2 separate regions of the Homo sapiens genome follow, and region 1 is linked to region 2. Evidence: read pairs that join two places in POLR2A ChIA-PET (ENCODE). Cell type or tissue: GM12878. All regions are shown on one strand. Each heading gives the region's core, and the rest is flanking DNA. Links, peaks and the distances in the headings are about the cores only. Region 1 holds the start of SUB1 (SUB1 regulator of transcription). Region 2 overlaps LOC124900954 (a long non-coding RNA gene).

Evidence for each region. Peaks named below come from ENCODE experiments on the same cell type or tissue, not always from the same donor. Only the 100,000 strongest peaks of a DNase experiment are listed, where the experiment ranks them.
Region 1: POLR2A ChIA-PET joins it to region 2 with 36 read pairs; 19 of 35 experiments call an interaction of 5 or more read pairs at or near these places.

What each region holds. Positions count from the first base shown.
Region 1 is chr5:32,575,642-32,587,937 of GRCh38, forward strand. It overlaps SUB1 (SUB1 regulator of transcription), which reads left to right and starts at 9,916. Exons shown (of 5, transcript NM_006713.4): 1 at 9,916-9,984. RefSeq lists silencers at 885-1,055, 10,090-10,189, 10,230-10,499 and an enhancer at 6,327-6,386. In GM12878, for the core only: no CTCF peak of the experiment used is centred there; DNase peaks (open chromatin) are centred at 8,170, 9,880, 10,475, 10,728 and 1 weaker place; H3K4me3 peaks cover 3,785 bases; H3K27ac peaks cover 4,778 bases.
Region 2 is chr5:32,526,266-32,538,561 of GRCh38, forward strand. It overlaps LOC124900954 (a long non-coding RNA gene), which reads left to right. Exons shown (of 5, transcript XR_007058719.1): 3 at 2,981-3,118; 4 at 5,557-5,651. Among named protein-coding and RNA genes, the nearest start is that of SUB1, 53 kb to the right of the region's middle. RefSeq lists enhancers at 5,392-5,501, 5,642-5,741, 11,644-11,853. In GM12878, for the core only: no CTCF peak of the experiment used is centred there; DNase peaks (open chromatin) are centred at 5,466 and 6,026; H3K4me3 peaks cover 2,228 bases; H3K27ac peaks cover 2,221 bases.

The DNA.
Region 1 (12,296 bases), core at 6,245-11,244, 53 kb after region 2:
GAGTACAGTTTCTTCCTTTCTATAATGGAATAAAACACCTCTCTCCCAGGCTTAATGTGAATACAATGAGATGACATGCATAAGTGCCCGGAATATAGGAGGTGCTCTGAAGATGCTGCCAACTCCCCCTTGGATTTCTTTGTTCCTAAAGTCAAGCTCAGTGATCGCACATAGTAGATAAGTTTGGCAGTTGATTGATTTTCTAAATCAGAAGTGTAAATGCCCAGTGGACTTTGCACCAAAGGACCCAGAGATCTGGCTATGCATTCTCTAAGTGTCTTTTCACAAGGCAAGACTCTCCCAGTCCCTCTTGGAGAATCACTTTTGAGACACATTTACTAGTTCTACCTGCTTTCTCCTTAAATCACCATGGATAGCAGCATCCTTTCTGCACATCTCGGGTTCTGCTTGGATTTAGCATTAACTCCTTGATAACATGTTATGAGGACAAAATCTCTGCTTTCTGTGTGGAATTGACACAAAGATATTTACACTATTGAATTAAGGCTTCTAATTTGGCTTTATAGGTGAGCTCCTAGTCAGAATACTGAAGAATTAATAAAAATTACATAAATGACCTAAAGAAATGTGAATTCATATAGATTGTTTAAAATGGGCAAGTTTTATTAGAAAACTATCCTATTTAACAGCATCCCTGGTAAATAAGAAAACAAACAAACAAAAATGGCTGGGCGCAGTGGCTCACGCCTGTAATCCCAGCACTTTGGGAGGCCAAGGCGGGCAGATCACCTGAGGTCAGGAGTTCGAGACCAGCCTGGCCAACATGGTGAAACCCCATCTCTACTAAAAATACAAAAAAAAAAAAAAAATTAGCCAGGCGTGGTGGCAGGTGCCTGTAATCCCAGGTACTTGGGAGGCTGAGGCAGGAGAATCACTTGAACTGGGGAGGCAGAGGTTGCAGTGAGCCAAGATCACACTGCTGCATGCACTCCAGCATGGGCGACAGAGAAAGACTCAGACTAAAAAAGAAAAACAAAACAAAACAAAAAACCACCAACCAACCAACCAAACCAAAGCAAACAAAACAAAAAATAGAAGACAGAAAAAAGAAAACTATCCTCCAGAGTAACAGTTCGAATTCATAGAGGAAATATCTCATTTGAAAAAAAAGCTCCAGGTCTTTAGAGAAAATAAATTACTAACCTGATAACATATTTCAGCAGAATCTAATGTGGTAGATGTCTCTAGAAGTTTCTTTAAAGGAAAATTTAGAGCAAGGGCTAAAACAAGAAAGAGCAGAAAACTAAACCAGCAGGGCATAAGAAAGCAGAATTGTTGAGGAATTTGCTTAACAATTATAACAGTTGAAGTTCTTTTAGCGAATAAATTAAAAACTCGTTGGAGAGAAATTATTTACCGATTTCTTTACCTTGCTACTTTCTTCTGTGTGTAGATCCCAGTTTTTCTTGTTGGATGCTATGTCCCGGATGGACTTAGTCAGATATACTTCTGCAAGAGTTTCCATTTTCAGTATTGTCCTATTCAGGGATATAAAGTCAACTATGTCCTAGGTTCTGCCATGATAGAATACACTATTTAACTATTGAAGTCTAGGGCTTGATAATCTAGCAGAAGTCACCGAGGAACAAGAATGTCCATATAAGGGGTTACTAAAAAGCAGACCTTTTAACAAACTGAGATACCAGAATCAATACACCTGTCTTGGTTTGTTAATCATAGTTAAAATTTTGAAACCAAAAGCAACAAGCTGATCTTTCAAACAAGAAATACATTAACTGAAGACACAATGATGTGAAAAGACCACTGTGAAGTACCAGTGGTATGAAAAACTCAGGATGTGATTGAGTAGCATTGTAATCTTGACCCCGGGCTGCTAGTTTCTCTGACAGTTCAGAGGTGAAGAGTCTGCATAACTATGCTAAACTGTAGTACTCTGAAGGTATTGCCAAATTAAATAATTTGGGTTTCTCAGTGCAGGTATCACTCTCTCCTGTGATCTCTGGCTAAGCAGGGCTGTTGGCAGATCAAGTTCTTGTTTCAGTCGAGACCATGATGGTATCTGATTGTCTATTCAGTCACTATACGTAACCCATTGGCTAATACATCTCATGCTATGCTTCCTGCAAGGGGTGTGATGGTCAACCAGCCAGCCTAGTGCTGGGCCCCAGCTAAGAGGTAGATACTTGGATTGGATTTTTCAAATTCTTTTTATTGACTATCACAAGCATAGCAACATAGTATGCATGTTAAGTATTGAGCACTCCAGAAAATTTAACACTTAAATAGACTGTCTTTGTAACAGGTAACACATAACATGTGAAACCAGAACACATAAATGAACTATCCTCCATAGTAGTCTTCTTGGGACATTACATATTTGTTCAAACAGTGATCCCACATTTGCACTCAACATTTTTTCTTTTTTGTATTTGTTACCAGGGCCAATTAGTAATCCATAAAAGGATATCATTTTTATAAATTTCTTAATTACTCATATTACTGATCATGGAACTTAGAAACCTTTTTGCTCTTTACAAATAGAAATTAACTGCAAAAGCTAAAGATTTCTTGTTGCTGGGAGCCTGTAAAAGACTATGCCTCAAGCTCTGACAGCCATTCTCAAAGAGGAATTCTAAAAGTTAACTTTGACCAATGTCAGAGTCATTACAATGTTTTTGCAGCCTCCAAGAAGACGACTTTTGAAGGAGAAAACACTCATTTGAATGTAAGTTACAGCATATTTACTAGAAAGTAATTACACTATTTTATAGCACATTAAATAAGTCAGGTATAGCTAGCAGGAGGAGTTGTGCTATTCACCTACTAAAGACGGTGTACATATATTTGCTATTACAAAATGCGTTCTTCTATAAAAGGTGACACTGCATTTCTAATGAAAGTTGGATCTAAGAATAGCTCCAGTACCAAGTTCAGAAAAGTCACCCTAGGGGAGAAATGCTTAGCAGTTTGTATTTAAATAACTTCCTTAAATATATTGCTGTTACTCATTGCATATGACTTTACACGTAATTCATGTAATTCATATTTATTTATAATTACTTGAGTGAGAAGGAGTATTAAACTTTTGGAATTACATATTCTTAGCTTTTTTAATGTTGTACTATGAAAGTTCATTTTTGACGGTAGATAAAATACAAGGGTCTGTAGCAACTTGTTTGGTGGAAGAAAATTTTAGCGCATGGGTCATAGCGCTGCTATGGGGAGCAAGTTCAGTCCTTCCTTTTCTCCTCTCATCCATATTAAATTGCCCACTTTGGTCTCCAGATGACCAGCATTACCACTATAACTGCTGACAGAGGAATTTCACTCTGTTTGTTTTTGACTGCCATTGTTGGCTTTCTGATCTGGGATTATGTCTCATTGAAGCCAAGCCTACATAACACCAGGTGAACACTGTTGCTGGTTTCTTCCTCTCTGTCTCTAGGCCTAACACTCCAGGGTTTAGCAGGGCAGGAAAGGAAGAAGGAAAATTATTTTTCCCAGCTTCTTCAAAGCCTGTGAAGCAAGGATTTTTTTTTTTTTAAGACAGAGTCTTGCTCTGTCAGCCAGGCTGGAGTGCAGTGGTGTGATCTCAGCTCACAGCAACTTCACCCTCTCTCAGCTCACAGCAACTTCACCCTCTGAGGTTCAGGGGATTCTCCTGCCTCAGCCTCCCAGATAGCTGGGATTACAGGCATGTGCCACCACACCCAGCTAATTTTTGTATTTTTTAGTAGAGATGGGGTTTTGCCGTGTTGGCCAGGCTGGTCTTGAACTCCTGGCCTCAAGTGATCCACCTGCCTCAGCCTCCCAAAGTGCTGGGATTACAGGTGTGAGCCACCGAGCCCCACCCACAAGGCTTTTTATGCCTTAACTTTTTCTCACATCACTGCATCTGATGGATATAACTCACACCCTACAAAGAGTAGGTGCTCCCTGTGTCTCCTCTTGGGGAGAGTGTATATTGCCCCGTCTTAGTCTGCTGTAATAGAAATAACATAGACTGGGTGGCTTAAACAACACTTATTTTATTCAATTGTGGAGGCTGAGAAGTCCAAGATCAAGGTGCCTGCATATCTGGTGAGGGCCCACTTTCTGGTTTGCAGATGACTGCCTTCTTGTTGTATCTTTACATGGCAGAGAACAGAGACAGAATAATTAAGCTCTCTCTTGTCTCTTCTCATAACAGCATGAATCTATTTATGAGGGTTCCACCCTTATGACTAAGTATGCCCCAAAGTCCCCACCTATAATACCATCCCACTGGGATTAAGGGTTCAACATATGAATCTGGGGGAAAACACAAGCATTCAATCCATAACAACCCTCTTACCTTGTACTGTCTCCCTTCCCAGTTCTTCAGACTCACTAAACTGGAGGATGCCCAGGTTTTTGTTTTATTTGTTTTCTCTTTTGCATGTATGATCCACATGGCCCCATCCTAGGTGTTCCTAAAACCTCTAGACATCCAGAGCCACCATATCTTTTAATATCCAAATTGAATGGTTGGTGCTACCATTCCATGTGCCGTGGGACCTCCAGAATTCTTAAGTTTTCCCAAAATAACCTGGAAGGAGTTATGTTCTCCTAGTCATTCACGCTGTGATCTGCTTTCCTGCTTTAGCCTGGAGGTTAAACCAGAGGCGGCTGACCTCCCTAGGTGCCCACCACATCCCTGGCACATAAGCCTGTTCCTCTCCCTTTCTTTCTTGTTTCCTCTTCTTTGTATATTACTGGTATGTCTCTTGTGCTACAAACTCAGGCTCTCAGGAAATGTGACTTTCTTCATTTTCTTATGATTGTGTTTAATGATCACCATTTCACCTAGTGGTAAAAGCTTAATTGTGGCCAATTTCAGGTCAAACTCATAATTTCTCCCTTTCCCCCTTTCTCTCCTAAATTCTGGACAGAGGTGGGGTAGGATTACATGGTGTCAGAGCACTAAGGGTAGTGGTAGAGTCTGGCCCATTTTCCCCATCTGTCCATGACAGCCGCATTAGTCTGTTCTCGCATTGCTATAAAGATTTACCTGAGACTGGGCAACTTATAAAGAAAAGAGGTTTAATTAGTTCATGGTTCCACAGGCTGTGCAGGAAGCATGGCTGGAGAGGCCTCAGGAAACTTACAATCATGGTTGAAGGAGAAGGGGAAGCAGGCACATCCTACGTTGCTGGAGCAGGAGGAAGAGAGACAAGGGGGAGGAGCTACACACTGTTTTTTTTTTTCGTTTGTTTTGTTTTTTAGATGGAGTCTCGCTCTGTCGCCAGGCTGGAGTGCAGTGGCATGATCTCGGCTCACTGCAACCTCCGACTCCCTGGTTCAAGTGATTCTCCTGCCTCAGCCTCCCAAGTAGCTGGGATTACAGGCATGTGCCACCATTCCCAGCTAATTTTTGTAGTTTTAGTAGAGACAGGGTTTCACCATGTTGGCAAGAATGGTCTCGATCTCCTGACCTCGTGATCCACCCTCCTTAGCCTCCCAAAGTGTTGGGATTACAGGCATGAGCCACTGTGCCCGGCCGGTGCTACACACTTCTAAACAACCAGATCTCGTGAGAATTCACTCACTATTACGAGAACAGCAAGAGGGAGATCTGCCCCCAGGATCCAATCACTTCCCACCAGCCCCCTCCTCCAACATTGGGGATTACAACTCAACATGAGATTTGGGCAGGGACACAGATGGAGACCGTATCATTGGCCTTTGCTTAACAGTTCATCTTGTCTGATTCTTGATCCTTCTCACTTCTTCACACTGGTATTTGTTGAGATGTCCTTTGTTACAGCACTCTATGCAAGTTGAGGGTGGTGAGATTTCCTCTTCCTCACTGCAAGTCCTCCCCAGGTCTGCTGGCTGTCACTGACACATCTGTGCCACTCTTGGCCAAAGAGAAAGACATTCCCCTGAATGCTGCAGTACCCTGGGGCATCTCTGAACTCGGTGAGGAAGCCTGAGGTCGGCCATCCTGACACACCACACAGATATCTCTACCCCAACTCTGTGGTGGAGGGAGGGGCGCTTGGGTTGCAGAGGAGCTCGGAGAGCTCGGCTGCCTGGAAAGCAAGGCACCAGTTTGCTTTGCTCTCTCAGATCCCTAAGCCCTCTGGGAATTTGATGCTTCCTTCCTTCCCCAGGGCTGGTGTGGGGACAGACAGCAGAACTACTTCTCTACTCCTTAGACACTGAAGAGGGGCCTCATCTCCTTTCTCTTCTGACTCCTCCCTTTCACAGTTGCAATAATCTCTACAGGCGAGTGGGGTGGGCTAAAAGGAACTATTTTTGTTTGTTTGTTTTTGAGACAGGGTCTCAAAAACACCCAGGCTGTCACCCAGGCTGGAATGAATGCAGTGGCGCACTCATGGCTCACTGCAGCCTCGACCTCTCAGGCTCAAGCAATCCTCCTGCCTCAGCCTCCTGAGTAGCTGAGACTACAGGAACTTACCACTACACCCAGCTGATTTTTTTCTTTTTCTTTTTCTTTTTCTTTTTTTTTTTTTGAGATGGAGTCTGTCTCTGTCACCAGGCTGGAGTGCGGTGGCATGATCTTGACTCACTGCAACCTCTGCCTCCTGGGTTCAAGCGATTCTCCTGCCTCAGCCTCCTGAGTAGCTGGGACTACAGGCACGCACCATCACGCCCAGCTAATTTTTGTATTTTTAGTAGAGACGGGGTTTCACCATGTTGGCCAGGATGGTCTCGATCTCCTGACCTCGTGATCCACCCACCTGGACCTCCCAAAGTGCTGGGATTACAGGCGTGAGCCGCTGTGCCTGGCCCATTTTTTTGTATTTTTTGTAGAGACAGGGTCTCACTATGTTGTCCAGGCTGGTCTGCAACTCCTGGGCTCCAGTGATCCACCCACCTCGGCCTCCCAAATTGCTGGGATTACAGGCAGGATCCACAGCACCCAGCCAGAAAAAAACTTTAATAGCACATTACCTTAAATCTGTAATTTATGCCTGGAATCCTAATAGTTTAAAAAAGTCAAAAGCCAAGAATCTGGTCTGTGTGTTCTGGTCTAACATCCTTCTTCTAGTCAAATGCTGTAGCTGAGAAAACGGGGGATGGGGAAAGAGTGAAGGTCAGAAAGCAGGAAGTGCTAGTAACAAAAGCCACATTGGGTAAGATTTCAAAATAATATCCTGATACTTGAATAAGCCTTTTTCGGAAGCTTTGAAAGAAGTGAGTAACGGAGGGTGTCGACAGCATAAGGCCTTGGAGGGAACCGCATTAACAGTCCCGTGCCATACTCCAGGCCTCCAGGAACTTCTTCCTGGCAGTCTCCTCCTCAAGCTCTGTCCCTTTCATAGTTTGTGAGCTATTTCCCTTCTCAGCCCTACTTCCCAGTCTACCTCCCTTTCTGGGACACCTACAGATTCTCCAAATTCAGCACATTCCTTTTTGTGCCACCCTCTTCTTCCAGACCAAGGCTTGGAGTGGAAAGTGGGAGTTCTTTCACTTTTAAAGATGCCCTCTAGGAATTTGCCTATAAAAGGAGCTATTCCCCACCCCACAATGTACAAATGCATGTGAATTACACCTCCTTCCCATTCTATTATTTGAAAGCAACTGCTGTCTTTTTTTTTTTTTTTTTGAGACGGAGTTTCGCTCTTGTTGCCTAGGCTGGAGTGCAATGGGTGTGATCTAGGCTCAGTGCAGCCTCAGCTCACTGCAACCTCTGCCTCCTGGGTTCAAGCGATTCTCCTTGCCTCAGTCTCCCGAGTAGCTGACATTACAGGTGCCCGCTACCACGCCCGGCTAATTTTTTGTATTTTTAGTAGAGACGGGGTTTCATCAGGTTTGCAGGCTGGTCTCAAACCCCTAACCTCAGGTGATCCACCCGCCTCAGCCTCCCAAAATGCTGGGATTACAGGCATAAGCCACCACGCCTGGCCCCTATTTTGTTTAAAATAAAAAAGTTTCCTTCCTCTTTCATCTATGTAAAAAATTATTTTTGTTTATTTTCTTGAGTTATGTTTACCTTTTAAAAATGGGCAACGCTTAGGATCAAGGATTTTCGATTAGTTTTACAAAGTACCACACCCAGGAAAATTGAGCCAACAAATTTGCATGCAAAGTTTCAGGTCTCCCTACTTCTAAAAATGCATACCTCCTTAACAGCTCTCCACCTCCGACGCTTAGAGAACCGAAACCCAAACCTACAGCAGGCACACTGCCCAGGTTCCCTCAGTGACACAGAAACTGAATGAAAACTTGTTAAAGCAGGAAGGGTTGCAGATGGAGGGGATACCATATTAGTTTAAGTGTACGTGGTTTACCTTGAATATTAAGCATTTCTTTAGCTAGGTGTGGAGCTGCGCAGTGTCCCATGACAATGCATAATGTCAGTGTTTCTTTTCTTTTTTTTTTTGAGACGGAGTTTCACTCTGTCATCCAGGCTGGAGTGCAGTAGTACAATTTCAGCTCACTGCAACCTCCACTTCCCAGGTTCATATGATTCTCCTGTCTTACCCTCCTGAGTAGCTGGGCACACGCCACCACGCCCGCCTAATTTTTGTGTTTTTAGTAGAGACGGGGTTTCACCATATTTGTCAGGCTGGTCTCGAACTCCTGACCTCAGGCGATCCACCCGCCTCGGCCTCCCAAAGTGCTCGGATTACAGGGGTGAGCCACCGCGCCTGATGTCAGTGTTTATTTTCATGGCTTCTTTTATTTCATTATGATGGAGAGTTTCACAACAAACTAAGGGATTAGTTTGTATTTTTGTCAGCATTTAATCCTTTAAAAGTCAGGTAATTCTAGAAAGGGACGTGTGGGGGATGCTTTCACGTTTAGTGTTCAGACTTTGATTCCATCCGCTGTGTTCTTTGCGTCTCAACCCCATTACACATTCCGCTCCCAGCTTTAATGTTTGCAGGGAATATATAACTCTCTTCTCCTATAAGGGTGGGATGGGTGGGAACCACAGGTCTAACTGCTCCATATGTAGATCCAAACACTCCTCCCTTTCTGCAACCCACTGCCCTTCCTTAGCCTCTGTGGCATCTCCGATGTGCAATTCTGAGCTTCGACAGGATTCCATCCTCTACTTTGTAAAATCCCATACCATTCCTCTACCTGAGGCAGGAAAATAGGGTCTGGAGGGAGAGAACATAAGGACAATTCACGCTTCAGCTGTAACAGGAAATATCCTCTCCATAGGGCGTTAACTTTGGTTTCCTCGTCTATAAAATGGAGAGAACAGTCATTTCTGCTTTGGAACATGCTTGTTAGGATGAGTAATGTAAATTGCCTCCTGCAGCGTCTGACACGTAGTGGGTGCTTGATAAATCTTTGTTAATAGATATGCCTTTATATTGATTCTTAGCTGTAGGAAGTATTCATTCAAATACATATTCAAATAATCTTTTAGCTATATTCCTGCTTGTATATGGATTCCTCTTGCCTTCTGTGAACTCCCTTACATCTCCAGGACTTCAATACAGGAATAAGGAGTACTCCAAAGATTTCTTGCACTTTCTGGAATTAAACGCTGTGACTTTAGCTTCCTTCCTTTGGATTTTAGGAGGCAGAGGCATGTATTGAGGTGGGTGAAGTGGGGTAGGAAGACCATTTCTGGGAAAATGGGCCAGAGTATTGATCTTTTTCATTATGACCCCTTCGCTTCATTAGAGTAAACATTTATTGAACAAACGCAAAGCTTGGCGCTTGTCACTCATGTTTTATTGGCGTTTTCCTTTTTTTTAATTTTTTTTTAAGCTATCTCCTACAGGAAGGATATTAGCTCTTTCATTCTCTCAAGGGTCAGATGTAATCTTCCAACATCTGACTTTCGCGTCACCCATTTAGGAAGAGACGCGGTCCCTTTAAGGCCCTGGAAAGGGTCTAAGTGTTGGTTTCTGTGGGGAGGCCACGCCCCATCACGTGACCGCAGCCCCAGCGCGGCGGGGCCGGCGTCTCCTGGCTGCCGTCACTTCCGGTTCTCTGTCAGTCGCGAGCGAACGACCAAGAGGGTGTTCGACTGCTAGAGCCGAGCGAAGCGTGAGTGCGCGGGACCCCCTACCCCTACTCCTCGGGGCCCCCACCCTCCCAGCCGGGCCGTGAGCTGCCTTCGGCCCTCCACTCCTCTCGCCGGCAATGGCCGCGGGAAATGGCGGCTCTGCCTTACCTCCCCCTTCCCCTCGGCGTCCCCGGCCCCCTTCTCCGTTTCTGACTCCACGCCTGACGCGCTGTGGGCCCTTCCGCGGTAGACTCCTGTCCCCGGGGAGCCGAGTCGAGGCGGCGGGCGCTGCGGCCCGGGGCGGTAGATTGAGGGCGGCCGGGGAGTGAGGAGTCGCGGGGAGAGAGTCGCGGCGTCCCCGGGACAATGCGGCGGCGGCCTGCCTAGGTGGGGCGCGTGCGGTTACCTACTCTTCCCCCGCCCCTCGCCCTGAGCGGGGCGCTCTGGAGACTGGGAGAGCGGATGCGGGCGGGAGGGGGCCGGGGGAAGAACGGCTGATGTGCAGGGGGAGGGAACGCTTCGAGAGAAGAAAATGGCGCTTGGTGCAAATCCCGCCCCTTCCCACGCCGTCTTCTCCGCACTTCGCCGCCTCCCACGCCCCCTCCGACCAACCTGTCTCCCCTCGCCCGAGCGGCTGCTAGCCACGGGGTTCTAGCGGCTTGCTGGGGCCGCGCGACCCCTTCCCTGGTCTTGTGCTTGTCACCTTCCTGTTATACCGAAGTCGTGTGCCCTTCAGTCCTGGTTCATTTTCACCTCGTTTTTTTCTGATCTTTCCCTCAATCAGCAAAGGCTGAAGATTTCGTTTCTCTTTTTAAAGTTGCGTTTTGTATAAATTCTACAATAGTGGTTTCAGTATCAGTTACTTGAATTACAAGCTGCTTCTCCCCCCACCCCCACATTGGAACAGGCTCATTAAGGTAAATATATATTTGTTAAAAGTTTAGAGGCTGGTTTTAGTTACCGTTACCTTTCTTCTCCAGTGGACTTCTTTGGGTTGAGTACCAGGTGGTTCTTTGAAAAATTCTTAGGCCCCCAGGCAGTTTTTGATAACAGACGGTAGTTATGATCGACAGTTTCAAAGTGAAAAATTATGTTCAATTTAATTACCTTTTTAAAAAATATCTTTTTGTCGTATTAATTAGCATAAAAAACTTAACTAAATTGATTTTAGAGATGAGGTTGCAAAATGGAGCAGAAACAGGAAAAACGGATAAAACGTGGTCATGAACATTGCTTTTCCCTTCTGAATTTACCCTTGAAGACATTACCAGTTAAAATCAGATTGAGCTTTTTGAATTTAATGGCTAGGATTGGGGTGGCCCACTTCTTTTTCCTTGACCTCCTATTTTGGAACATATGCAATGTCAGTGCTAATGCAAGTTTCATCTAGAGAGCTAGATTATTTATGATTTTTTTTTAAGGAGGAATTTTAAGTCTTTTTTTCTTGTATTAAACAAATACAGTGTGTGATGTGTTTATTAGGCCCTTTAACGCATACAGAAATTAGCTAATTTATGCCTAGTGTTCCATTATTGGAACGCTAAGCATGTGGGAGTTATTTATGTGCTACTGCTCAAGATCATCGCCAAGGTCTGCTTGCATAAATTCAAAAAATTGCAACCTCTGGCATAAATGGGTTAATAGGACCTAATCTCTTCTGAGATGGGGAGAGCAAAAGATATTTTGATAATCAGCGTTTTATGACCTGGTGTTATAAGTGCCTTGAATAGAGGTATCCACGTATCTTGGAATTCCTTGAAATTTGGGGCTTAGGCTTACTGATAGTTTGCTTTCTGCAAACTTGCACTCAGGCACTCAGTAAACACCCACTTGTAAGCAAGGCACTAAGTTATCTATGTCTCTGGGGGGACCTGGGAAGTTACCAGCATGGTAGGAATTTGCGGGAAGGTTTTGCACCTCCCATAAATAGGTTTTGCACCTCCCATAAATAGGTTCTTCAAATTTTAATTATGTTCCAGAGTAGAAAAATCTGTGTAAAATGTAATGAATTGCTGTGAATTGTGTAAGATTTTTTTTTTTTTTTGAGATGGAGTCTTGCTTTGTTGCCCAGGCCGGAGTGCAATGATGTGACCTTGTGTCACTGCAACCTCTGCCTCCGGTGTTGAAGCGATTCTCCTGCCTCAGTCTCCCGAATTGCTGGGACTACAGGTGTGCCACCGTGCCCTGTTAATTTTTGTATTTTTAGTGGAGATAGGGTTTCACCATGTTGGCCAGGCTGGTCTCGAACTCCTGACCTCAGGTGATCCGCCTGCTTTGGCCTCCTAAAGTTTTGGGATTACAGGCGTGAACCATCGTTCCCGGCCTGAATTGCGTATAATTTTGTGTACTCTTG
Region 2 (12,296 bases), core at 2,400-7,399:
TTTTTAGTAAAGACGGGGTTTTGCCATGTTGCCCTGGCTGGTCTCGAACTCCTGACCTCAGGTGATCCACCCACCTTGGCCTCCCAAAGTGCTGGGATTACAAGCGTGAGTCACCATGCCCCACCTGAAGCCAGACTTTTGAACTTACTCACTTCTAATCGTGTTTCTCCCTATTTGTGAAATAACATGAAATCCTTCTCCACGCCGGGCGCGGTGGCTCACGCCTGTAATCCCTGCATTTTGGGAGGCCAAGGCGGGCGGATCACGAGGTCAGGAGATCGAGACCATCCTGTCTAACACGGTGAAACCCCGTCTCTACTAAAAATATAAAAAATTAGCCGGGCGTGGTGGTGGGCGCCTGTAGTCCCAGCTACTAGGAGGCTGAGGCAGGAGAATGGCGTGAACCCGGGAGGCAGAGCTTGCAGTGAGCTGAGATCATGCCATTGCACTCCAGCCTGGGCAATAGAGGGAGACTCTGTCAAAAAAAAAAAAAAAAAGAAATCCTTCTTCCCTACCTCAGTTTCATGAAAACCTTCCCCTTCTTCACCTGTATATCACAAAATCCCTCCTCCCCTGAGTGTCACAAGACAGTTCTCAGCCAGGATTTTTTTTTTTTTGGTCAGCCAGGATTGAAAAAAAAAAAAAAAAGAAGTAAAAGAATGCTTGTCACATGACCTCTGTTGTTTCTTCCTTAAAATTCATAACCTCAGTCTAATCATGAGAAAACATCAGAAAAATCCAAATTGAGAAATAGTCTACAAAATACCTGGCACTCTTCAAGAGTGCCAAGGTCGAGAAAAACAAGGAAAGACTGTGAAACTGTCACAGATTAAAGGGGACTAAAGAGATATGACAAATGATGCAATGTGGTATCCTGGAACAGAGAAAAGAATATAGTGGAAAAACTGGAGAAATTGGAAGAATCTGAGTTTAGTGGAATAGTTAATAGTATTGTACCAGGATCAATCTTTTATTTTTGAGAAACGTACTGTACCATGGTATGTAAGATGTTAACATTAAGAAAGCTAAAAGAAAGCCGATAATCTGACGTATTAAAATAACTAAGGTGTGGCTGGGCATGGTGGTTCACGCCTATAATCCTAGCACTTTGGGAGGCCAAGGTGGGCAGATTGCTTGAGCCTAGGAGTTCAAGACCAGCTTAGGTAAAATGGTGAAATCCCCACTCTACAAAAAATACAAAAATTTAGCCAGGCTGGGTGGTGTGTGTCTGTAGTCCCAGCTACCCAGGAGGCTGAGGTGGGAGGACCACCTGAGTCCAGGAGGTCAAGGATGCAGTGAGCCATGTTTGAGCCACTGTACTCCAGCCTGGGTGACAGAGTGAGACCCTGTCTCAAAAATAAAATAATATAATATAATAAAATAATTAAGACGTGAAGGTCACCCGGCTTTTAGGTGGTGATCAGCCCCCTTCTTTCTTCCTTAGTTCTTGGTAATGACAAGTCCTGACATTAAAAATCTAATTTCCACACTACCTCTTTGACTATATCTCAGGCCATCTTGCCTTTCATGGATCCCACCCTCATCATCTGGCCTTCTAGTTCCCAGGACAATCTGAAGCTGGCTCCACTGCAGGGTCCTTGTGCTTGCTGTTTCCCTCTTCTTGGAACCTTTCCCCGCTCCCTCTTTGTAGAGCTGGCTTCTGTCTTTCAAGTCTCAGCTTCATGTCACCTTCTCAGAGAGGCCTGCTGTGACTACCTACCCCAATAATCTCTGTCACAGCACTTTTTGTATTTTTCTTCATTTCGCTAAGCATAGTCTACAATTTATTGATGTATTTGCAATCTTTCTCCCTTCAGAATGTTTGCTGTATGAGGGCAGAGACCAGGTCTATCTTGTTCTCTGTAATATCTACTGTCTCCGTGTTTTCCCATTTTTTTTTTTTGAGACAGGGTGACAAACTGAGACCATTTGCAGTAGTGTGAACATGGCTCACTGCAGTCTCGACCTCTGGGGCTCAAGTGATCCTCCCTGCCTCAGCCCTCCAAGTAGCTGGGACTACAGATGGGTGCCAACATCAAGTAGCTGGGACTACAGATGGGCGCCACCATGCTAGGCTATTTTTTTGTGTATATGTGTGTGTATATATATAGAATATATATTCTATATATTCTGTATATAGATATAAATATATATTATATATATAAATCTATGTTTTATATATATATGTGTATATATATATATATATTTTTTTTTTTTTGTAGAGATGAAGTTTTGCCATTGTTGCCCAGGCTTCCCTCAACATTTATATGTTGAACTCCTAACCCCTAGTGTGATGATATTAGGAGATGTGGGTCTTTGGGAATTGATTAGATCTTGAGGGTAGTACATTCATAAATAGAATTAGTGCCCTTATAAAAGAAGCTCCAGAGAACTCCCTTGCCCCTTTTGCCTTGTGAGGCCTTCTGTGAAACAGTAAGTAGGCTCTCACCAGATACCAAACATGCCAGTGTTGTAATCTTGAACTTCCCAACCACCAGAACTGTTAGAAATAAATTTCTATTGTTTATAAACTACCCAGTCTATGGTATTCTTGTTCTAGCAGCCTAAACAGACGAAGATGCCTATAATAGTTGTTCAATAGGCCGGGCGCGGTGGCTCACGCCTGTAATCCCAGCACTTTGGGAGGCTGAGGCAGGTGGATCATTTGAGGTCAGGAGTTCGTGACCAGCCTGGCCAACATGGTGAAACCCCATCTCTACTAAAAATACAAAAATTAGCTGGGCGTGGTGGTGGGTACCTGTAATCCCAGCTACTCAGGACGCTGAGGCAGGAGAATTGCTTGAACCGGGACCTGGGAGGTGGAGGTTGCAGTGAGCTGAGATCGTACCACTGCACTCCAGCCTGGGCGACAGGACTAGACTCCATCTCAAAAAAAAAAAAAAAAAGTTGTTCAATAAATATTTGTTAAATGAGTGCCAAAGGATAATTTTCTTTTTTTTCTTTCCTTTTTTTTTTTTAGGCTAAGTCTCCCTCTAAGAGTAAAAAACATGCTGCCATCAAATATATAGTGAGCATGTGTCAAATATCAATCTAACTCATTTAATGAAGAGACCAGAAAGATAATAAATCTGGTTGAAGGAGAATTCAAGGAACAGAGGTTTGTATAGCAGAAAAGACATGCTGAAATAAGTTAGCTAGGTTAAAGGGAAATCTAGTTTATGTCCTACAGGTTAATAAACTATAATCTTTAGGATTGTCTTTTCTGTAGAATAGGAATCATTTGGGTCTCTAACAGACAAAAACCTACAAGTTAACACGTAACTTCATAGAATCTGGACCCTAATGATAATAATTAACAAGTCAAACAAAGGTACATTCTCCAGATGAATAACACTTGGGTGGACCTGTTCGGACAATGCTCCAGCATGACAGTGAAAGGACATACAATTATCTTTTTGCCTTAATTCTAAGATTAGGACATTAAAAAAAATAGAAGACTAAAAAATATAGAATGAATGTACAAGTGCTCCAACTGAAGTTTGGAAAGGGGAGGTCAGTCTGTTGGGGGGCAAGGCACAGGGGCATCTGCTTCATCAGGTCTTCCCCCAAAGCCATCATCACTGGATCCAGCATTCATTCTTTGAGAGCCAGCCAATGTTTCATTTTCTCTGTGAAGTCTGTCTAGATTTTCCTCTCACTCCCTATCAGGCAAACTGAGGTGGACAAACCTTGTTTTCAAGATGGTGATTGTGGCCTGGCACAGTCGCTCAAGCCTGTAATCCCAGCACTTTGGGAAGCTGAGGTGGGAGGATCGCTTGAGCCCAGGACTTCAAGACCACCCTGGGCAACACAGTGAGATCCTGTCTCTGCAAAAAATACAAAAAGTCTGGGCCGGGCACAATGGCTTATGCTTGTAATCCCAGCACTTTGGGAGGCTGAGGTCAGGAGTTCAAGACCAGCCTGGCCAAATGGCGAACCCCCCACCCCCACCCCTCCGTCTCTACTAAAAAACCAAAAATCAGCCAGGCTTGGTGGTGCACACCTGTAGTCCCAGCTACTAGGGAGGCTGAAGCACAAGAATCACTTGAACCCAGGAGGTAGAGGTTGCAATGAGCCAAGATTGCGCCACTGCACTCCAGCCTGGGCAATAGAGCAAGACTCTGTCTCAAAACAACAACAAAAACAACAACAACCAAAATTCACCATGCATGGTTGGCATGCGCCTGTGGTCCCAGCTACTTGGGAGGCTGAGGTGGGAGGATGGCTTGAGTCCAGGAGGCTGAGGCTGCAGTGAGCCGAGATCGCACCACTGGACTGCAGCCTAGGTGGCAGAGCGAGACCCTATCTCAAAAATAAAAAAGATGATGATTGCTGTCAAGTCCCTAGATTTTTTTCCTGTGACTTGCTTATCCCTGGTTTGAGCCAAGACACTCTATTACCCTTGTTCCCCTTACTTCCCAGACCCTATTTTTGTCTGTGGATTATACATGAGAGCCCATGTGAGGATTCCCACAAATAATTGAGATGGGGTGTGAAGGAGAATTTGAAAGTGAGAGCCCAGTTTTTTTCTTTTTTTCTTTTTTTTTGAGATGGAGTCTCGCTCTGTTGCCCAGGCTGGAGTGCAGTGGAGCGATGTCGCCTCACTGCAACCTCCGCCTCCTGGGTTCAAGCGATTCTTCCGCCTCAGCCTCCTGAGTAGCTGGGACTACAGGCACACACCACCGCGCCTGGCTAATTTTTGTATTTTTAGTAGAGACGGGGTTTCACCATATTGGCCAGGCTGGTCTCGAACTCCTGACCTCGTGATCTGCCCGCCTCAGGCTCCCAAAGTCCTGGGATTACAGGCATGAGCCACCACGCCCAGCAAGAGCCCAGTTTTTACAAACAACAGATGAGTGCTAGGGGGCAGGACAACGCAAGTATGAAATGAGACCAGCTAATGAGACCAGCTGCACGCTGGTTATACAAGTATCAGAGCTGCTTTGTCCCTTGGTCCCATGAGATACTACTCTATAAAACATGCCCAAAAGCCAGCCTCACATGTCTTTTTCTAGTTTATTTATTTATTTTTGAGACAAGGTGTCGCTCTGTTGTCCAGCCATTGTATTCCGACTCACGGCAGCCTCGACCTCCTGGGCTCAAGTGATGTAGTTGGGACTACAGGCACACACTACCACACCTGGCTAATTTTTGTATTTTTAGTAGAGACGAGTCTCACTATGTTGCCAAGGCTGGTCTTGAACTGCTGAACCCAAGTGACCCTCCCACCTCTGCATCCCAAAGTGTCTAGTTTCAGAACTTACTTTATTCAGAGGTGTAGCTATCTTTGGGACCAAAACTGTGAGCACTGAACCAGCGACTGGCTTGAGAAGAAAGCATTTCCAAGGCAAATAATAATCCAAGCTGAAAACAGTCCTCTTAGTGCACCAGAAGGGACCTTTTGGCAAGTGGCATCTTGCCAGAAAATTAACTCAAAACAAATCCCTAACAGCTCAGAGATGGTGGAGGGGAATTTCAGAAACAGTCAGCAGGGCAGGGCCATGCAACTGCTTACAGGAATTGCCTCACTCACACTTTGATGTTGATTCTCTGCAGAGCTTCCGCTGCTTCAAAACGGCGTGCAGGAGTCAGAGACATTACATCAGGAAGATACTGCAGAGATATTCTACTCCATCTCATTCATTGTACAGGTGAGGAATCCAAGGGTCAGAGATTTTAAGGAATTTGTCCAAAATCACAGAGTGGAGAACTGTGAGTAGAACTCAGATCGCTTGTTGCCTAATTCAGGTGTTTTCAACCCCTTATAAATAAGCCAGGGAGGTGTGGCACCCACATGATTTGCTTTCTGGCTGATGTATCTCTATTCCTAACGCAGAGCTCAGGCATCAATCGGTAAACATGAGGAAGAGATAGATGCGGCTCTATCTATCTAGTGTATGGGAGCAGCATGTGACATTGTGATGAGATGTGTCAGCACAGGCACAATTTAAAGCAGTGCCATGGCAACCGGCATTCACTCTGGCTCCAGATAGCACCGTGAACTACAGGGTGTAGTTGAAAATGGCTTCTCACCTAGGGAGTGGAATGTTCCAGCCTCTGTTTCCTGCAGTGAGTGACTCTAAAATCTACCAAGCAATGTAGCAACGAGACTGGTTCAGATTATTTACCAAGGGTTGGGGGTTTTCAGCGTAACTCACAGGAGAAATAAACTTGGCAGCCTTGGGAATCCCCAAGAATTACTGTGACTATCTGCAGAGCAGTAGGGTTTTGCTTTCTCTTAGAGCAATGCATTCTTTCAGTGTCTTCCCGGAGAACTAATACTTCAAAGAGGTGCCCTGGGCACGAGGGGAAGGTAATGGAGAAGGGCACCACCATTTGTTTCTTATATATTGCAGAATCTGCTGCTACCCTCCCCACAAATTCTTTTTTTTTTTTTTTTTGAGACAGGGTCTCATTCTGTCACCCAGGCTGGAGTACAGTGGCACGATCATGACTCACTGCAGCCTCGACATCCTGGGTTCAAGTGATGCTCCCATCTCAGCCTCTCGAGTAGCTGGGACTACAGGTGTGTGCCACCACACCCAGCTAGTTTTTGTATTTTTAGTAGGGATATTGCCCAGGCTGTTGGCCAGGCTGGTCTTGAACTCCTGGGCTCAAGCAATCCACTCGCCTCAGCCTCCCAAAGTGCTGGGATTACAGCCTTGAACCACCACACTCGGCCCCCACAAATTCTTAAACCATGGCCGTAGACCAGAGGAGATCTGGAATGAGTTAAGTTTCATCAGTAGGGTTGAGTATTAGGGTCATTTGTCCTGAGATGCTAAAGCCTCCTTGATTTTAACTTAAATGCTCATATCATCGTTCCTGAAACAGAACTGAAACAGAGACCACCTATGGTCTCCAGTATGTACATGCTCTTTTATTTTTATTTTTGTGTTTCTAATTGTGCACGTTTGACTAAAGACTTCCAGCTTCCCTGACAAGTAGGTGTAGCCAGATGACCAAGTTCTGACCGTTGCACTATGAATGGAAGTGGTGCAGCTTTCTGGGGTGTGCCCTGTCTTTGGGCCTCCCCCTCTTTTCTTGGTTGGCTTGCAGTTGTATTGGTGGCAAGTCATCTTGGACCATGAGGATGAGGACAACCCCCCAGGAATGGCAGAGCAATAAGATATACTCATATAAAAATATTGCTACTTATTTTATCACTACTAAAAAAAAGAAAGTGAGAGGTATCCAATATGCTAAATAAAGAAGACTACTTCTGAGTAAAATTCTCAAAGCAGACCTGCACTACCAGTCCTCCTTTAAAAAAAAAGGTTGGGGGGCTGGGCGTGGTGGTTCACACCTGTAATCCCAGCACTTTGGGAGGCCGAGGCAGGAAGATCACCTGAGGTCAGGAGTTCAAGACCAGCCTGGCCAACATGGTGAAACCCCGTCTCTACAAAAATTAGCCAGGCATGATGGTGGGTGCCTGTAATTCCAGCTACTTGGGAGGCTGAGGCAGGAGAATCGCTTGAACCGGAGAGGCAGACGTTGTAGTGAGCCGAGATCGCACCTTTGCACTCTAGCCTGGGTGACAAGAATGAGACTCCGTCTCAAAAAAAAAAAAAAAATTCTTCCTATGTTAGCAGCTGAACCAATATCCTAACTAATAATAGCTCCACTAAAACTGCCGCCAGTCATGTTAAAAGTATGATTTAGGATGCATGGGACTACAAGTAACAAACAACAAGCCTTGCTAAAAGTAGCTTATAAAATTCGGAGTTTAAAAAATGATGCCATTTTACAAGAAATCAAGAGGAAACGTGTTCCCTGGGTTGGTTCAGTTTTAGGTTGTTGTATTAATTTCCTACTGCTACTATGATAAATTACCAGAAACTTGGCTTAAAACAACACAACTTTATTCTTTTATAGTTCTGGAGGCTGGAGTCTAAAATCAGTTTCACTGGACTAAAGTCAGTTGGCAGGGCTGTTTTTTTTTCTGGGAGCTCTAGGGAAGTTCTGTTTTCTTGCATTTTTTAGTTTCTGGAGGCTGTCTGCATTCCTTGGCTCGTGACTCCTTCCTCAAATCACTCCAACCTCTGGCTTCCATCATCTCCTCCCCTATTTCTGTTGTCAAATCTCCCTTTGCTTCCCTCTCATGAGGACACTTGTGATTACATTTAGGGTCCACCCAGATAATTCAGGATAATCTCACCCCAAGATCCTTAACTTTATCAAATCTATAAGGTAAAATTGATGGGTTCCAGGGCTTAGCATATGGATATCAGCCTACCAAAGTTGAGAAAAGGTTTTCATTTTCCTGCTCTGCCGTTCTAATGTTTTGGTGCCATCTCCCTTCATGGTTTTAAAATCACTTTGGACCAAGGTGGGCAGATCACCTGATGTCAGAGGTTTGAGACCAGCTTGGCCAACATGGTGAAACCCTGCATCTACTAAAAATGCAAAAATTAGCTGGGCACTGTGGTGGCTGCCTGTAATCCCAGCTACTCGGGAGGCTGAGGCAGGAGAATTGCTTGAACCTGGGAGGTGGAGCTTGCAGTGAGCCGAGATCACGCCACTGCACTCCAGCCTGGGCGACAGAGCGAGACTCCGTCTCTGAAAAAAAAAAAAAAAAATCACTTTGGAGCTCCCAAGCATTACATCCTCACCAGGCCATGTCCAGGCCAGGAAGGGAGGGGTGTTCCCATCCCGCATCTTTTAGGTATTAACGGAGATGTGCTTTGCCAAAAGTTCCCAGCGGAAGCCACGTCCGGTCCCGTCAGTCAAGAGTGAGTCAGCTGCCTGTGCTCTGCCTGCACGCTGAACTGAGAGTTTGGGTGTCCGGCAGTTTCAACGTCGGCATCACAGTGTCAGTGCTCCCACCAAGAGGCTGAATGACTGCTAGGGAGGCAACAACTCACTTTTATTTATTTATTTATTTTGTAGAGACGGGAGTCTCACCATGTTGTCCAGGCTGGTCTCGAACTCCTGAGCTCAAGCAATCTGCCCACCTTGGCCTCCCAAAGTGCTGGGATTACAGGCATGAGCCACTGTGCCAAGCCTAACAACTCACTTTTGAAAGTCCCGCAGGAGATTCCACAGGCACGAGTGACTCCAAAGAGCCCTTGTTTTCTAGCAGCCACAGAAAGCATGTGTGAGGCCAGGCATGGTGGCTCACGCCTGTAATCCCAGCACTTTGGAAGGCTGAGGTGGGCGGCTCACCTGAGATCAGGAGTTCGAGACCAGCCTGAGCAACATGAAGAATCCCCGTCTCTACTGAAAATACAATATTAGCTGGGCGTGGTGGTGTGCATGTGTAATCCCAGCTACTTGGGAGCTGAGGCAGGAGAGTCACTTGAACCCGGGAGGCAGAGGTTGCAGTGAGCTGAGATTGTGCCATTGCACTTCAGCCTGGGCAACAAGAGTGAAACTCTGTCTCAAAAAAAAAAAAGAAAAAAGATAAAAAGCGTGTGTGATGAGAAGATCTGGGGGCTAGGGTGGTGGTGTGGTAATGGGGTGATTTAAAAAAACCTTTTGACTGGAGATCTAGAATTCGAACTAAGCCAGGAACACATCCTCATCTATAGTGCTTCCAGGGCATCCATGTGACAGTTTGAATTGTATTCCCTCAAAATGAATATGTTGAAGTCCTAATCCCCAGTACCTCAGAATGTGATCTTTGCAGAGGTCATCAGATCACTAGGGTGGGCCTTTGTCCCATATGCCTGGTGTCCTTATAAAAAGGGGAATTTGGAGACAGACAGGTACACAGGGAGACTGTCATCTGAACACGAAGATGGCCATCTATAAGCCAAGGAGAGAGACCTCGACAGATCCTTCCCTCATAGCCCTTAGATGGAACCAACACTCCTGATATTTTGATTTTGGACTTCTAACCTCCAGAACTATGAAACAAGAAGTTCTGGGCTGGGTGCAGCCTGACCAACATAGTGAAACCTCCCTCTACTAAAAATACAAAAAATTAGCCAGGCGTGGTCGTGGGTGCCTGTAATCCCAGCTACTCGGGAGGCTGAGGCAGGAGAATCTCTTGAACCTAGGCAGCAGAGGTTGCAGTGAGCCGAGACCATGTCATTGCACTCCAGCTTGGGCAATAAGAGTGAAACTCCATCTCAAAAAAAAAAAACAAACAAAAAAAACAGTTCCTTTTGTTTAGGCCAGGGGCCCTCAACCCCAGAGCCATAGAACAGTACCATAGGCCAGTTAGGAACTGGGCTGCACTGCAGGAGGTGAGCAGTGGGCAAGCGAACACTACTGCCTGAGCTCCGCCTCCTGTCAGATCAGAGCTGGCATTAGATTCTCATAAAAGCACAAACCCTATTGTGAGCTGCGCATGTGAGGGATCTAGGTTGTGGGCTCCTTATGAGACTCTAATGCCTGATGATCTGTCACTGTCTCCCATCATCCCCAGATGGGACTGTCTAGTTGCAGGAAAACAAGCTCAGGGCTCCCACGGATTCTACATTATGGTGAGTTGTATAATTATTTCATTAAATATTACAATGTTATAATAATAGAAATAAAGTGCACAATAAATGTAATGTGCTTGAATCATCCTGAAACTGCCCCCCCCCTTCCCTGCTGCCCCCGATCCGGGTCCATGGAAAAATTGTCTCCCATGAAACTTGTCCCCCTGGTGCCAAAAATGTTGGGGACCACTGGTTTAGGCCACCCGGTTTGCAGTACTTTGTTAGAGTGGCCCTGGCAAACTTAAAAACCCTGACTTTCTCACTTCTCTTGCACCCTCCAAGGTACCAGCCCCATGCTCCTACCCAGTATGCACCTGGCTCTCCCTTGTGTTTCCTGATCTCCAGGTGGTCTCTTTGCAGTGTTTTGAAAGCTCTTTTGATAGTATCTCTTTCTTGTCATGAAGCCTCCTGGATTCCACAGAGAAAATGTGCTCTCCACTGTTGTGTCTGGGCAGAAAACCCCCATAATTATTAAATCCATTCCCTACAACATTATATGGGGTTTTATAAGTCATTCATAAACATACAATATTTTAATTCTGCTGCCATATGTTTTGTATAAATAGTCATGTTTATTTACAAAAGAATGTTCTATTTAGCTGTCAACCCATGGATGGCAGAAAAAATGTTTCATATTTGTGTGTGTGTGTGTGTGTGTGTGTGCGTGTTTAAAGCACCAAACATAATATCCAATGATTTTTGTTATGACACACATGTTCTTTCAGGATAGTGTGTGATAATCAAGTTGTGCTTTTATTTATTCAACTGACATTTGAATCACTTTCCCTGTACCTAACTATCCCACCATGGGCTGTCGTTACTAATCTGAATTTAAAGAGGTCCCTGGTGTCAAGGAGAGCCTGGCTGATTGTGAGAGAGGCAGACAATACAAGTGAAGAAATAGTGTAGCTATGATGGAGACATGAGATAGTGGGATGACTCACAGTGATGCTTTATGAAACCCAAGGGCCACAAAGCTTCAGGAAGTAGGGAAGCAGGAAATGAACTACCAGGATGCAGACTTGCTCTTCATCCCTCATTTTCCCATTTCACACTTTCTTTTTTTTCTTTTTTTGAGACAGAATCTCACTCTGTCACCCAGGCTGGAGTGTAGTGGTGTGATCTTGGCTCACTGCAACCTCTGCCTCCTGGGTTAAAGCGATTCTCCTGCCTCAGCCTCTTGAGTAGCTGCAACTATAGGCACGCGTGGCCGCACCCAGCTAATTTTTTTATTTTTAGTAGAGATGAGGTTTCACCATGTTGGCCAGGCTTGTCTCGAACTCCTGACCTCAAGCGATCCTCCTGCCTCTGCCTGCCAAAGTGCTGGGATTACAGGTGTGAGCCACCGCACCTGGCCCCATTTCACACCTTCTTCCCTCTGTGGCTTCTCTCTATTTCTAGGGAGAAACATGACAGAAGTCAGCTGCTCTAGAATCAACAGACTCCTCTCCAGTTGGCATCCCACCATACAGCGGTGGCGTCATACGTTCATACATATGCTGCAGCCAAAGGGGGAGGCTCATCAACCCAGGAGGCACCCACAGGTGCCTCTCAGAGGTGATGAAAGAGGAAGTGGGGGCAGGCAGAGGTAATGGTTGTAATTTGAGTCACTTCTGTTAACTGTACCCACTTTTAGACAGCTTAATCCACTTTGACTCTGGAAAAGTGTGAACAGAAACCTTGCTGGGTTTGGAGGAGAGACAGCCTCCCACTGCTCTTCCCAGGGGAGTCCTGGAACAGGCTGCCGTGGAGGCTCAGGGCAGGCCTGGAGATGTGGCGCTGGTTCAAGGCCAGACCCGGCTGTGTCAAATTTGGATGGACTAGGAAAAGTTCCTGTACAGAAATAACAGAGACTGGAGATTATGT